Linked DNA regions of Mus musculus: region 1 is linked to region 2. Evidence: chromatin loops called from intact Hi-C (ENCODE). Cell type or tissue: heart. All regions are shown on one strand.

Evidence for each region. Peaks named below come from ENCODE experiments on the same cell type or tissue, not always from the same donor. Only the 100,000 strongest peaks of a DNase experiment are listed, where the experiment ranks them.
Region 1: it touches region 2 in a loop (3-fold over the local background); 10 of 42 quality-filtered maps call a loop at or near these places.

The regions. Positions count from the first base shown.
Region 1 is chr16:21,739,142-21,747,141 of GRCm38, forward strand. No RefSeq gene overlaps it. Among named protein-coding and RNA genes, the nearest start is that of Ehhadh, 45 kb to the right of the region's middle. In heart, no CTCF peak of the experiment used is centred here; a DNase peak (open chromatin) is centred at 4,470.
Region 2 is chr16:21,495,373-21,503,372 of GRCm38, forward strand. Vps8 (VPS8 CORVET complex subunit) reads left to right here. Exons shown (of 47, transcript NM_001285893.1): 21 at 508-554; 22 at 4,816-5,038. Among named protein-coding and RNA genes, the nearest start is that of Vps8, 76 kb to the left of the region's middle. In heart, CTCF peaks have their summits at 2,389 and 3,548; no DNase peak of the experiment used is centred here; H3K27ac peaks cover 3,333 bases.

The DNA.
Region 1 (8,000 bases), 240 kb after region 2:
AGTTAGAGTTTTATTGCTGTGAAGAGACACCATGACCAAAGCAACTCTTATAAGAGAAAACATTTAATTTCGGGCTGGCTTACACTTTCAGAAGTTTAATCCATAACCATCATGATGGGAAATATGACAGCTTCCAGGCTGATAGGATGTTGGAGAAGGAGCTGAGAGTTCTACATTTTGATGCTCAGACAACAAGGAGAAGGCTGGATTGTTTCACACTGAGTGTAGCTTTAGCATTGAAGACCTCAGAGCTCCACCTCCACAGTGACACACTTCCTCACACAAGTCCACACCTCCTCCAATAAGGCTATATCTCCTAATAATGCCACTCCCTATGAGCTAAACATTCAAACACATGAAACTTTGGGGTCCAAACCTATTTAATGGCTTTGTTTTGTTTTGGTTTGTTTTGGTTTGGTTTGGTTTTTGAGGCAGGATTTCTCTTTATAGTCCTGTCTGTCCTAGAACTCACTCTGTAGACCAGGCTGGCCTCGAACTCAGAAATCCACCTGCCTCTGCCTCCCAAGTGCTGGGATTAAAGGCGTGCGCCACCACGCCCGGCTCCACCAGCTTTATGTTGTGTGTTCTTGAGTGCCGCTCAGATATTTATTCTCTTTGAGCTATTTTTAAGTTTCTTACATGGTTTCATCGTGACCTCTTTTAGCTTGAGTTCTTTGGTGGCCTTTATGACTGTTCTCTTAAGTTCTGTGTCCCAGGTTTCACCCAGGAAACCCTCACTGGCAACCATTTCTATACGACTAAGGTGCTTGGTGTGGAATACAAGGGGATACCCTCTTTTGATCCTTCATAATGTTTGTATTTATTTCATAAGTTTGTATTTATTCGCATAATGAGTTCCATGTGTACTCCTTCTGTTAGTTTTGTGTCTGACATGGAAAGGCAGGTTGGAGCAGAAGAGAGGGTGTGTGGTCAGGTTGTATCTGAAGGTTGAAAATGGCCTAGATGGAACAAAGTTAAGAGAATGCTATACTGGTGTGCAGGATGTGAATCCTAGTCCGAACCTGGAGTGTGTGGGTAGAGCTGGCCAGGTGGAGATATTGGATCTGGTATGGGAAGGGCCTGTGTGTCTGAGGCAGGCAGTGTGGGTCCTAGAGAAAGGCTAGAGGTTGATTGTGTTAAAGACTGCAACACTGGGCCATATCTGGGGATTTTAAAGACTCAGAGGGGAGGGTCAGGCAGACTCACTGGGCTAGACCCTGGAGAACAGTGTCTAGGATCTGGGTGAGTAGATAAGTTCTAAAATGGGTATTTGAAACCAGATCACTAGCTGCATGAGCTTTCTTAGTCCCTGGCATGCTGAAGCTGCAAAAGTTGAAACTTTTGCCAGAGAAGTTAGGATAAGGTACAGTCAGAAAATAATGAAGCATTTGAGGTCAGAGAAAGTTGTAGCTAAATGAAGACAGCTGGCTATTGCTGGGGGCGATTACTGTACTAGAGAAATACTGCAAATGGTGTGTAGTGATTATTACTAAGGTAACAAGACTGTGAACATTGGAGCATTATGTAAAGAACCTCATCTCCTGTAGTCTCATGGGAAGAAGAAGCAGAGGAGTCAAACATAGGATTTAATTATAAAAGTTGTGGAGTTCTACAGAACATGAATTCTCAGGACAAGTCCATCATATCAAAGGTAAGGATTTGACTGGGAAGATTTAGGATATGGGGCACAGTGCTAATCTGTGGTCAACTTGACCACATCAAGAATAAATTAAAATTCAAGGATCCATGCATACTTGTGAGGGATTTTCTTGACCGGACTGTGACATGGGAAGATCCACCCTACATCCAGATAATTTGATGTAAGACCCATCCCAAATCTGGGTCACACCTTCTGGGCTACATAAAAGGACATGGAAGATGGAGGCTTTTGCCTGCTTGCTCTTACTCTTGCTGGTAATTTCATCTATGCTGCAGCTGAGGCATTCCTTCACTGATATTAGAACATATTTTTTAAGGAGTCTCATGAAGCCTGAAGACAGGCAGTTTTCTAGGTCTTCCCTGCAACTATAGTACCAGAAAGGGGCTGCTGAGACATTCAGTTTTATGGACTGAATAACTATTAGATACTTGGCCTTTCCATCAGGAGATAGCCATTGTTGGAATATCCAGGTCACAAACAGTAATCCACTCTAATAAAGCTTTAATTAAATATTTACATATATTATATATGTAGATATACATATGTGTATACACATAAGATTAAAATGAATTTTATTTCACAGTCATTCTCTGTTCTGTTCTTCTAGGGCAATTGTTCTCAGCCTTCCTAATGCTGTGGCCCTTTAATATAGTTCCTCATATTGTGGTGGCCACCAACATTGGGGGTAATTTATAAATGTTCTACTTTGCCTGGGAGCTGCCGAGCTACCATCCCCTCCTGGCTCTCTTTTGTTCCACCCAGCTTAGCTCTGGGATCAGCCACTGCCATCCTAACCTGACTTCTCTTTCTACCTTTGTTCTGGGAGGGGTCGAGCTACTAGCTCCCGCCTGGGACCCTTGAATCCACAGATAAAAGACAGTCACACACACAGCCTGTTTCTTTAACTGCCTACGTACAATTGGTGGGCATAGATATCTCCTGCCTGGAAAAGCATGCCCTTGCCAATTTATTATCTCCATCTCTCCTCCTGCCCTAAACTTAGTGGCTTGTTTCACCTAGCCCCTGCCAAACATCCTTGGCCCATAGTAGAGGCTGCAGGCCCTAGCTCCCCCCAAGGCCTTACATGATTGATTGCTAGGTCCTTCTTCCTCCAAAGCATGGCAGAAAAGCCTCTCCTTCCTTTGTGTCTCACTTTTCCTCCTGGGACCTGGAAGTCCTACCTGTACCCTCTGCCCAGCAATTAGTCTCCAACCTTCTTTATTGACAAATCAAGAGCCAATTGGGGAAAAGGGTTAGCATCAGAGCCTCCTCTTACACACCAACCATAAAATGATTTCACTGCTACTTCATAACTGTAATTTTGCAAGTTATGAATCATACTGTACCTGATATGAGGGATATCCAATATGAAATCCCAAGGGTGTCCTGACCTACAGACTGAGAACAACTGCTCTGGAGAACCCTGGCTAATACAGAAGGGTTAGGTCACTGCATTTCTGAGGTCAAATAGTGGGATCAAGAACCCCTGTTTGCAGCCCCTGATCTGCAGGTTTCTGAGACAGCACTGACGAGACTGTGTCCACCAACTCACAGAACGTTAAGAGGATGATCTGCTTAGCTTGAGATGAAGAGGCAAGGGTAGCTCTAATATACACGGCCTGAGCTGCCGTGGCTCATTATTCAGTTTCCTCTCGACTGGGTGCTCCAGTTTACAGATCTCTGGCCTAGCAAGCAGGTTCATGAATCTCATCTTTGGCACTTCATATGAGACAATTACAGTTATGAAGTAGCAATGAAATAGTTTCATGGTTGGAGGTTCCTCTGCTCTGTCATGAGAGATACTGCTTTCTAAATTATCTATCACAACACAGCAAACCACATCCCTGGTAGCATGCAGTTCATTATGCTTGTATCTTTAATTACAGAGCAGAAAATTTGAGGTTCAAGCTGGCCTTTGAGACTACATCTTGTTCAGTACTGATATCAAGTCCTGCTCTGATGTTCAGACCAGTCCTCTCTGTGAGCTTCCCCCAGCAGCTATATTTACAGTGTGGCATAAATTTTTCCAACATTAAGTTGAAAAACACAACAGATCAGGGGGAAAAAAACCCCAAAAACGTTTAAAGCAAGAAACACACACACACTCACACACGCATGCATATACACACACGAGTACACACACAAGCATGCGTGCACACATGGCTAGATTCTTGAAGCTCCCTGTGTACAAAGAAGAGAACAACGTACCTTCCCCCAGTTCCTGGAGCCTATATGCATCAGTTCAGATTCAGGTCAGCTGTGACTAAAGACCTTCAGAAGCACTGGCTTGCCCATGACAGTTCACACATGAATGACTATAGGAAGGTCATTTGACATGACAACTGTGCTCTTTGAGGTCTTCAGGGACCCAATCATCTTCATTGGACTTTATTTTAGGAGATGGCTCTATCTGCATGGTTCAGTGGGTAGAACTCTAGCCATTACATCTATGTCCCATGCAGCAAGATGAAGGAGGCAGAAAAAAGGAACGGAGGATGCACACTGATGGACAGTGAAGCTAGCTTCATGGAGCTGCCACCAGACCCCTCATTTATAGTCCATTGTCCAGAGCACGCATGACCACAGTTTGATACATTAGAAACTGACCAAGATTTTTATATCATGGCAACTATGCGCACAAACTGAAAACAGAGCCAGTTACTGTCAGAGAAATACCAGGTAACAACCAGCGTTCTCTGCCAGATTCTAAAAACAACCCTCAGGACCTCAGCGTGCTCTGAAATCCAAGTGTAATTAAAATTTGGAAGCAGTTCTGCCCTAACCTCATCCTAAGGATATCACGCTCTGCCTAGAAATAGCAACTGCTTCTGTGTCCTCTGAGAGAAGGTGGAATGGCCCTAGGTACAAGGGAAGCTTTCACATGACACAGCTCATTAGCTCTGCTCAGGTCCTCTTAGAAGAGTCTTGCTCCCGGCACTCATTCTGCCAGGCTCCTCAAAGTCAGGTGAAAGGAGACAAGTGCCTCCGACAGTTGACACGCATGAAATTCATAGGGTAAGAATGCAGAGCCCCTTTCAACCCTCTCCATTTCCACTCTCCTAGTCTCTACAGATACCAAAGAGAACATACAAAATATAATTCCTTCCTAAATATTTGACTCCACTGAAGAACCAATCAAGGTGGACACCTTTCCCTGCTACTATCTGCCGATGGTTACATAGAAAACTATGGAAAACAACAGAAGAAAGAATTAGTTAGTGAAAGTGCCAGAGAGCCAGGAAGCACAACTTAGTGACATCATTTTTTTCTATCTGGCTGACAACCCCGTGGTGCCCAGTATGACGTCACCAGAAGTGGTGCGATGTTGCTGTTCAACCAGGAAGTGGCATAGCATAGCTGTTAAACTCAAAATATGCAAAGGCTATCAAGATAAGCAGATGGGGACCATACCCCGGATAGTTGGGAACCATTCTGGTTCAGCAGAAAACTGTTTCTAAACATAGTCTAGAATGCTTGACGTGGATTAACCTCACCAATGGCTACCAAAGGGCTGAGGTCACCTAGAGAGTCCGCAGCATGCTGGTGGGTCTTAAAGTGTGGTCTGTGTTTAAAGGCAAGTGTTAAAATCCTAGAAAGTTTAGTGTTAACTAGAAATCACGGGCCTCAGGCACTCTGTCAACACACTTCCCCCATTTCCCCATCCGCAACCACCGCTTGGTACTACTGGGGAGGAAGGTGTAGAGAGCACAGGTACACTGTGGCTTTCTTTGCTGATTTGAGGGCTTCATTAGTCTTCCCTTTAAGGTTACGTATAGTAGCACAATGGGCTTCAAAGGTATTTCTAAAAAACAGTTCTTACCAGTGTACATTACCATTTAAAAATATTCAAGGTTTTTCCCTTTACAAAAGACTAGTTTTAAATTTTGCCCTTTAAGAATGTGATTTTGGGGGATGGAGAGATGGCTCAGTGATTAAGAGCACTGGCTGCTCTTCTACAAATCCTGAGTTCAATTCCCAGCAACCACATGGTGGCTCATGACCATCTGTAATGGTCTTGCGAGCGCCGGACTCGACCAGCAAGAACGACGCTGCAACAGGATCCTTCTGCACATGTTTATTGGGAGAGCTTGATTGCAGAGGCGCAGAGGCGAAGAGACGCCGAGCCCAGAACTGGTGCTGCTTATATAGGCCTAGGAGAGGCGTGTCTCATACCTGGATTGGTTATGCACTACGCCTCATTTGCATCTTCCTCATCTGATTGGCTACTCTCTCTCTCTCTGTACCTCACAGAGCCTCATAATCATACCTCATTTGCATGTCTCACATCTGATTGGTTATACTCTCAAAGCCTCATTATCATGCCTGGGCCAGGCAGTGTCTTTGCAAAAAACTTTACTGCATATGTACACATTGGTTGTTTGTCCAAACTTATGCGTGGTGGCCAGCAGTAGTCAGTGCCACTCTGCAACGGCACATGTGGCTTCTCACATCTCCCCCTGTTTGTTTTAATAAAATGAGGCTGGACTAGGCCTGTGCAATTATGCCCATCCGCCATGGCTCCTGTTTTAGGTCGTTCCTCTAATGTCACAGCCTTACCCGTCATAGGGTAACCCTATCGCCACCGGGCCCCATGTCTTAGGTTGGACTGTGCATGAGGAAAGTTGCCCGTCTCTGGATACCACAGTGCTGTGTGACAATAACTGCTAAATGACCTAGGGTGAACTCTGTAAAAGAGGCCAGCCAAAAAATGAATTAGTGGTGAAATCATGATCACTCTATCGCTTGCAATGAGGAAACCTCAGTGATGTGCAAGGGCTGATCAATGATCGTTGAGTCTCTCTCATCTCAGTGCTGTGGAGTGCAAGAGTAGAGAACTCAGATGCCAACTAATTCTTGAGCATGGATAACCAAATTTCAGGGGAGGAGCCGTTTTCAATAGCTAAAAGTGCCTGAGTTATAATCACCTTGTCATGTTTTTGTTGGGTTCTGAATTTGCATACCAACCAGAGCATGAACACCAGTCCACAGCATATGGCAGCACCAAACAAAATCACTCTCACCCATTCCTTAAAGTAAGAAAAAGCAGAGGTAAGCCAAGAGGTAAAGTCTCCGAGGGTCACTGGTTCCACTCTGGTCCCATTAAGGTTCAGGATCTGCATCTGCAGTCTCGTCTGCAATCTCTCCAGCTCCTGCGACCAGTTCCCCTTCAAGTAATTCGATAGGTCTGTTCTTTTAATAAAAGAATTATTAATATACCTATTGGGAGTAATGCATACATGCGATGTGGATGCCACACAACTCATTTGTATGACATCCATCATCCGTTCCATATTATGTTGTAATATATCCATTCTCTGATTCACTAACATTAACCCTGAGGCGATATGAGAATCCACCCTTTGCAGGGTAAGCAATGCTTCAGAGGATTTTTCTGCTATCTGACTTACGGTGTCAGCAGTATTAATTTGATGGGCCATAGCAGTTCCTGCGATAACTGCTGATGCTGCGGACACCACAATGGCTGTAACAATGGCAGCTGTGATTCCAAAACCTCTCTTTTGCCGAATAAGACTCATTATTGGGAACTTCTCTGGATCTGCCTCAACAGGCACAGGGACAAAGATTGGTAGATGAACCACTAAGGCTAAGAATTTGGTTCCATTCCAGCATTGCGTCAAAAAACAAGTGACATTTGTACAATCTAACCATTCTGTATTATTTTGAAATTCAGCCAATATAAAGAAAAATGGAGGATTGACACAAACTTCCACTGGAGAAGTAGTCATATTTCTGATAATTCTATTAGTTGTCACATTATCTAAATGAGTAGAGGTATTGGAAAGAGTGGCAGAAACATTCAATATCTCATGAAAGGTTCCAGTCAGCAATGCAAAGGCTGACAGACTGGTACTAGCACCTGCCTCATTGCTTAAAGTCCATTGGTAATATGGCCAAATATTTTCTTTCCCTGTAGCATCTCCTTTATCGTTCATTACAGCAAAATCTAGTGGGGGTGACAAAACAAAACCCTTTGCTATTTCTTTCCGAGGAAAGATTTTTGATTGACAAGGTGAAAAAAACTGTAGGAAATGCGAGGTCCGGATGACACCAAGGCATGCTGCGTATAGCAGTAGCATTGCCAACAGGCCATCGTGATCTTTTGGGAATGGTCACCTTTCCCTTTATCATAATAGTGGTGATGTTTATAGGTGAAGTTATATTATTTTCAACATCACTTGAGCCTGATTGCTCTCCTTGAGCAACTTGTGTTAAAGCATTAAACAACACTCCAGAGCTCACGTTATTTTGGCTAAGGGGATCTGCCCAGTTAGAGATAATCTTTTTCTTTAAAAATATACAGGGTATAAAAGGTTTATCC
Region 2 (8,000 bases):
CTGTTACCTAGCCTGCCCAGACACCTAAATCTCTAAAATAGATTTAACTCCCATGACCCCTCATAGAGAGATGACTCAGCAATTAAAGACAGTGGCTACTTTTCCAGGGGACCCAGATTTGATTCCTAGAACTGACATTGAAGCTCGCATCTGTCTGTATCTTCAGCTCTAATGAGTCCAGTGTCATCTTCTGGCCTCTGTGGGCTGCATGCAAAACACTTGCAAAGATAGCCATGTAGGTAAAACACCCATGCATGTAAAACAAAAATAAAACCTTAAAAAAAAGGCCCCCCTCCCCTAATATATTTGTGATAAATTTCCAGAATGGACATTATTGGGCCAAAGTGTTTACCCCTAAGACTTCTGGGAGAGGGCCAGCTTGCTTACCAACAGCGTGCTCAGGAGTTGCATTATCTCAGCAGTCACCCAGATCTGAAGCTGAACTCTGCTTTCCTCAGCGGGCTGTGGGTCAGGGCCGAGCTGATGCTCTCCTACATTCTCTTCCAGGATACGGTGCCAGTCATAGTGGACTACTGCCTTCTGCTCCAGCGAAAGTGAGTATTCGGTGCCTGCCTGCTTCAGACAGGAAGCCCTTGCTTCACAGGAAGTGCCTTGCTTAGGAATTGTCTTAGTTAAGGTTTTACTGCTGTGAACAGACACCATGACCAAGGCAACTCTTATAAGGACAACATCTTGCTTACAGGGAGCTAGGATGAGGGTCTTAAAGCCACGCCCATAGTGTCACACACTTCCTCCAACAAGGCCACACCTCCTAATAGTGCCACTCCCTGGGCCAGGCATATTCACAGCACTACAGGACTTCTATAAACATAACTAGAATTTTTCTTAATTTGCACAGACTTGACTCTCGAATGTATTTTCATATGATGTTAAGTTGTTTCACTTCACAGCTTTTCACACACAGAAGCTTGTGGTTTATCACTGGTGCGTGCTTGTGTGCGACAGTAATGGAGGGGCACTTGTCACAGGGTGATGGAGGTGACTTTTATGGACCATCACCCTGCAGTATTTCATACCATTCACTAGGTTCATTTTGCTAATTCATCTTTAGGTTTTTTCTCCCAGAGCCTTTTAATTTAAAAACAAAGTCAGTATAAAACTCTAGATTACATTTTATAGGTTTAAGTATTAACTTTATAAATTTCCAACATGTGCCAATCCCCGGGCTTTGACACTCATTGTAAGAGCCAAGCACCTCTAGGTCCTTTGTCTCTTAATTGTTGTCGCACCTTATTAACATGTATAGCATTACTCATTTTCATTTCACAGGTGACATTCCCTAGACAGCAGGTGACTAAGAAACTTGTCAAATTTATACAGGGCAAAGGTGGGTTACACAGCTCGGGAGTCCAGCTTCTGTGTCTGTGGTCTTAGCCGTTATTAGCTAAGATCACTCTCCAAATAGTAAAGGTCGTGTGTGAGTATAGAATTCATGCACAGCTAAAACCCTAACTGCACTCACTTGAGTTATGAATATGTATGTCTTTGAGAACCAGTTCCTAAAAGGTCAGATCACGCTGTGGAAGTATAAGTGAAGGTTATCAAGGGCCAGTTGTTTGCCCCCAGCTATCATTAGTGACAGGCACTGTATCGCAGTAGGGTGTTGTTGATGACAGTCACTGTATCGCAGCAGGGTGCTGTTGACAGTGTTGTGCTGCACTTTGTCCTCTTTATAAGTTAGTGCTGGAGGAGAAGTTTCTTCACGATGCTTGTGTGGATCCTCGGCCGTCTTTTCCTGATTATCGTCCCCCCATTTTCACACTCACTTCCTCAACGTTATGTTTTAGTTTTCACAATAGCCTTAGTAGTCTTATGTGTATATATTTTGACTCATTTTCAGAGAGGCAGTGCTAGCTTTGTTTTCAGGACAGGAGATGTAGGTATAGTGGCTTCCTAATGGTATGAAGTACTGCAGTCCAGTTAACTCTTCACATTGAGAAAATTCTCATCACAGTGGGGCATGCCTCTCATACTAAAGAAGTGTGGTACTTGGTGCAAAGTGTCTCTCTATCACTCACTGGGTGACTGAAGGAGCAAGGAGACTTGTGCTCACAGTCTGGGGTTCTGAGAGTTCTCACAGTGACACAGGGTTAAAGTGACCCCAGCAGTTGTAAACTGAAGGACAGTGTGGGGAAAACAAAATCTGTCAGAAACATTTCATGTTATTCTCAGAAGTGTTCTCTAGGTACACACTTCTCTCTCAATATCAATCTCTCTCTCTCTCTCTCTCTCTCGTTTGGTAAGCATTTCTTATATGTATGATTTCAAAAGAAAATTATTCTCCAGTCTGTCAGTTGGGCTAGGAGAAGGGACTTCTCATTGAGCCAGAACATGGAGCGGAAGACGGACTCTCTTCCAGCTTTTGTCCACATGGGGGCCTGTTTTCTCTCCTCTGTTTTCACCAGTTCCTCCTCACTAGTCTCCTTCTTGGCTGTGCTGGGGAATGGTATTTGTTGTTGGGAATTCCAGAGAGGAGTACCTGAGCCACAGTGTACTTTAGTGCTTGTTGTAGCTGCCTCCACCCCTCCTCTTCCTGCACACAAACTCCTCCACCACTGGTCTGTGATGTGAATACTACAGTTTTCTCATCTCTCAGTTTTCTTTCCCAAGTTTGAACACTAGATTGTGTTGGTCCAGCTTTGATGACAATTCCATGTCTTTGTCTTTCTTTCCTGGTCCCATGTCTGCTTTTTCAGTTCCAGCAACCACAGGAGAGCCAGGGCAGCATCACCACCACAGTGCCAGTGCCTGAAGTGTTGCAGGTTTCGGATCCTTTGTCCCCCTGCAGCCCCCTCCTCCCATCTTTTGTTCTAGATTTGAGTTGTTCTAGATTTGACTTTTTCCTGTCTGGCTCTCTTTTCCATCGGACTGTTGAGACCCTGTCTGTGGTCCTGTGTTAGGGGAGGATGGAATAAGCTGTTTGGTCAACACTCATCTTTACTCCCAGGCTAGGTCTTTTCCATTTGTTAAAGTGTTAGCTATGGATATGAAATGTTTAATTAAATACTTAAGGGAAATCAATCTTAAATGGTAGAGGTCTTAGAACAGTTTAGAGTTGCCATAGACAGGTTTACAGTGGTCAGTAGTTTGGGCTTCCTTGAGCAGAGAATTATTAAATGTATGTAACTTCTCTTTCTGTATCTTTCTCCTAAAACTGGTGTACCCTTGTGTTTCTGTTTGCTCTACACTTAATCGTTCTTCTTCATTTCCCCAATTTGAAAAGGATGCCTCCCATTGAGATTCCCCTTAGGAGCAAATTGCACACAATGCAAATATCATTTTTACTAGACTTAATGCCAGTTTTATTTTGCAGTGGTCTAGAGGCCATGTGAAGTAATCATACTTTTAAACTGTAAAAACGGTGCAGTATTTGGATTATATTTTAGTAAACTGTAATGGTGCTAGTCACATTGAGTTTCTATCACCATGGTTCGTATCTGAAGCGATTAAGCCTAAACGACTCAGTTGCGTGGCATTCTGAGCCTGCAGTACCTCAGTAGCCCAAGTGGACAGGACGTAGTCCTCGGATATTCAGCTTTGTCTTAGTACAGATTGGCAAGTCTCAGATAGACAGTGCCCTCTCCTCTCAGAGTCTGCAGTTATTGTCAGCTAAGTTCTTCACATTTTAAGAAGTTATAAAACAATGTGTGAGTTTAGCCTTTTTTTTTCTGTTTGCAGCAAAAAAAATAAGCTCTCCAAAATATCCCTATTAATAGAGCATTAGTAACACTGAGCTCTTTCGAATGACCTCATCTCTTATTCAGCAGACTTCATGTTACAGGAGGTAAAGCCAAAAATAGTGCAGGGCAAGGCTGAAGTTAGTCCTTCTAGGAAACATATCAGTACCCTGGAGCATAAAGCGTAAATACAGAAACAGGGTGTACCTTCCTCTTGTCTTCCTTTCCCGATGCGTAACACATTTTCTCCCAGAATACTGAGCTCATGCTGTAGAATTTTGCTTCCTTTTAATTTTGAAGTAGTGAGACAGATAGGAGTTGCTGAGTCTGATTTTTCTTGCTCTTTGGTGCTAGCCTCTGGGTGGACTTGCCTTAGCCTTACCACTACTGCGTGTTGCCCTTCCTCTGTTGCAGACGTGTCTTGTCTGTTAACATCCGTGCTGTTTGCTGAACTTGTAGCTTTCCTGGGAAAGTGAAGGATCAGAGCTCATGGAGCCTGAGGTCACTGGGAATGTCGGTGGCAGGAGTGGGGGAAGGGCGCGTGGTCCTTTGATACTTCTGCCCTACTTCATGGTGTCTGCCCTTTACCTACTTACTGCTTTAAGAAGCAGTTGCCCTAAGAATCGCACACAGGATGTGAGCCAGAGAGCTGGGTTCAGATTCTCACTGATAATCCCAGTGTGGTTTTAGCAAGGAGCTGAGCTTTGTCAACTTCGTTTGGCCCGAGGGTCAGAATCATTCTGCTCTCTACCCCGTGGGACCTGAGATCAGACTCAGGCTGGCATGCTTGCTGGCACGCTCCCTTCCCTACTGGGTCATCTTGCTGGTCCTGTGTGGTCTGTTTTATGGCCTTGAGCTCATACTCGCCTGGGCTCAGCTTTCTGAGTGTTAGGTTGCTGGAATGCACCACCGTGTCTGGCAGGACTTCTTATGTGTAAAATTGTTGGGAAGATTGACTGTGTGCAGTATGGCAATGTAAACTTCAGGGCAAACATTGCTAGTGTTTTTGTTAAGCTGATGTAAACTGAAGTCTGGAAAAGATGTGACATACTTAGACTAAGTTTAATCGGTATTTGGAATAGTCCTAAAACTGCTTTTTTTTTTCTTTCTGTTATAGGGATCTTCTATTTGGTCAAATGTACGACAAATTAAGTGAAAATTCCGTCGCAAAAGGCGTGTTTTTGGAGTGCCTTGAGCCATATATCTTAAGTGATAAACTGGTGGGGATTACTCCCCAGGTCATGAAGGACTTAATTGTTCATTTCCAAGATAAAAAACTGCTGGAGAATGTGGAAGCCCTCATTGTCCACATGGACATCACCAGCCTCGACATTCAGCAGGTAAGCTGAGCGTCTGCCCACAGAGGAGGCACTCCACCGTCATTGACCCAAGGCCTCTCTGTCTGCCTTCTTCAGACCCAGTTAGTGAGCCTTTTTATAATAATGTACTTCTTAGGCGCTTGTGTAAGTCAAACCCAGGTAGTAAATGCTCCCGAGCCAGAGAGTGTGTCTTCTGCTTCTTGGACCTTCTCCAGAGCTCATGGCTGCTTATTGTTGGATCACCCAGGAAATGCTTTTTGCCTGGTCCTCACTCAGTGCATTCAGTAACATGGCCTTCATCTGGAAGGCTGTTTTTCAACCATGGATACCTACTCATTAATAATAGACCATGTTTACATTTAAAGAATGACGCCATTTAAAAAACAGCTAGTACATGGAGCAGAGTAGAGTTTTGAAATGTAGAGGCTGTTGTGAGAGGCAAATCACAGGGCTTCTTAGAATAAGCCGAAAACTGCGGATGATGGTGTGCGGGCCTCAGCAGCTGCGGCTGAGGGTATGTCTGAGCTCAGGCAGCTGTGGCTGATGCTATATCTGAGGTTCAGGCACCTGTGGTTGGTAATATATCTGGGTTTAGGTAGTTGTGACTGATGGTATTTAATTCTTTAATCATATTAAACTACCTAGTGAGTGTGATACTCCAAGAGTTTAAGGTATGCCTGGCTTTCACATGTCTTGGGAGAACCAAACCCTTTTGAGAAGGTTGCAGAGCCCACAGAATGAAAGCCTTGAGAATACCACAATATATTCCTAATGTCGGTGAGCATCCGAGGTAAAGCCCAGTCCTCTGAGCACATGCCTTTCTGGTATGTGGGTAATTTGGTGTAGTCTGACAACAGGCTAGTATTTTGAGACTATGTTATTAATCTGCATTAATATGGTGGTCACATCTGAGAAATTTTTATTTCTTCCTAATATTTTCAGCTTTTCCTAAATACAATGTAAATGTGCTCTGATCTTTTCCACATTAAAACAACACAAAGTCCCCTCAGTTTCTCATCTCTGTGTCAGTACCTCCTACCCCAGAGCCTCCAGCCTCCTTATTCCTAGTCACACTACATGATGAAAACCTTGTCTGGGTCACTGTTTCCATTTGTATTACATCCTGATAACTTATCCAGGTTGCTTTCAGTTGAGTGAGTAAGGACCTTGCTTAGATCCAAGTGTGTGTGTGTGTGTGTGTGTGTGTGTGTGTGTGTGTGTACTTACTGTCATGTTCAGCATGTGTTAATTCCCTCCAGCAGTACTTGTTCAGTGACAGGATCTGAGGATGCTGCAGCTATCCTGCTCTTCAAGTGTCTCTTCATAAGATAAGAGAGAAAAGTTTGGCAATAAGCAGAGAGGTAAAAAAGCCAGTGAATATTTGAAAAAAAGTATTATGTTAAAAATCAAAACCAGCAATATAGTAGAGAGATAGGCTGCCTGAGACTGGCTAACTATAGAAAACCTTTCTGAATGACAAAAGACATCAGAACTGAGAATGGTGGTGCATGTCTGTTGGCCCAGTCAGTGTTTGGGGTTGTGGGGGCAAAGCCAGGAGGATTAGAGGCTCAACAACTCTTTCAGGCCAGTCTGAGATGCATGAGACCCTCTCAAGGAAGAAAAGAAATAGACAAGACATACGGGTGCAGAGAGAGAAATCAATAGTGCCAGCATTTTAGAGGGTAGGATTGTTTTAGGTAAAAGCCAGTGTAAAGGGGGAAAAAAGAGAACCTGCCTTGAGTGTTAAAATGACAGGAGGGGCAAGCAGACCTGGAACCTGATGAGCAGAGGTAGAGTATCCGTGTGCTGTAAAGAAATCTTATGGAAGATGGTGTGTGTGTGGGGGGGGTGGGGGGGAATTGAGATAGGAACTCAGGAAGACCAACAGAGTCAACTCACCTGGACTCCTGAACTCTCAGAGACTGAACCACATACACAGGCTAGACCTAGCCCCATTCCCTCCCTGCACATATGAAGATGCGCAGCCTGGTCTTCATGCAGGTCCCTAACAGTTGGAACAGGGGCTGTCCCTAAAGCTATTGCCTGTATGTGTAATCCATTCCCTAACTTGGATGTCTTGTCTGGCCTCAGTAGGAGAAGCAGCACTTAGCTCTGCAGAGACTTGATATGCCAGGGTTGGGAGGCCTCACTCTCTCAGAGGAGAAGGGATTGGGGGTAGGGGGACGACCAGGAGAGGGAACAGGAATTGGGATGTAAAGTGAATTAAAAAAATATTTTTTAAAGATACTATCTTTTAAAATTTTATTTATTTATTTTACTTATTCACTTTACATCCCTCTCACTGCCCCCTCCTAGCCACCCCCTCCCACAATCCTTCCGCCATCCCCATCTGTGTGGGTGGGGTCCATGGGGATATTCTTTCACTCTGGCATTTCAAGTCTCTGAGGAGCTAGGTGCCTCCTCTCTCACTGAGGCAAGGCAAGGCAGCCCAGCTAGAAGAACAGATCCCTCCGGGACAGGCCACAGCTTTAGGCATAGACCCGTTCCAGTTGTTAGAGGCCCACATGAAGACCAAGCTGCACATCTGCTACATATGTGTGAGAAGGCCTAGGTCCAGCCCGTGTATGGTCTTTGATTGGTGGTTCAGTCTCTGAGAGCCCAGGGGTCCAGGTGAGTTGACTTTGTTGGTCTTCCTGTGGAGTTCCTATACCCTAAGGGGCTGCAATCCTTCCTCCTGTTCTTCCATAAGAGTCCACAAGCTTCATCCACTGTGGCTGTGGGTGTCTGAGTCAGTTGCTGGTTGAAGACTCTCAGAGGTCAGCCATGTCAGACTCCTGTCTGCAAGCATCACAGGGTATCACTAATAGTGTCAGGGATTGGTGTTTGACCATGGGATGAGTCTCAAGTTAGTCCTGTTATTAGTTGGCCATTCCCTCAGTCTCTGCTCCATCCCATCCCTGTATTTCTTATAGACAGGATAAATTTTGGGTTGAAAGTTTTGTGGGTGGATTGGTGTCCCTAT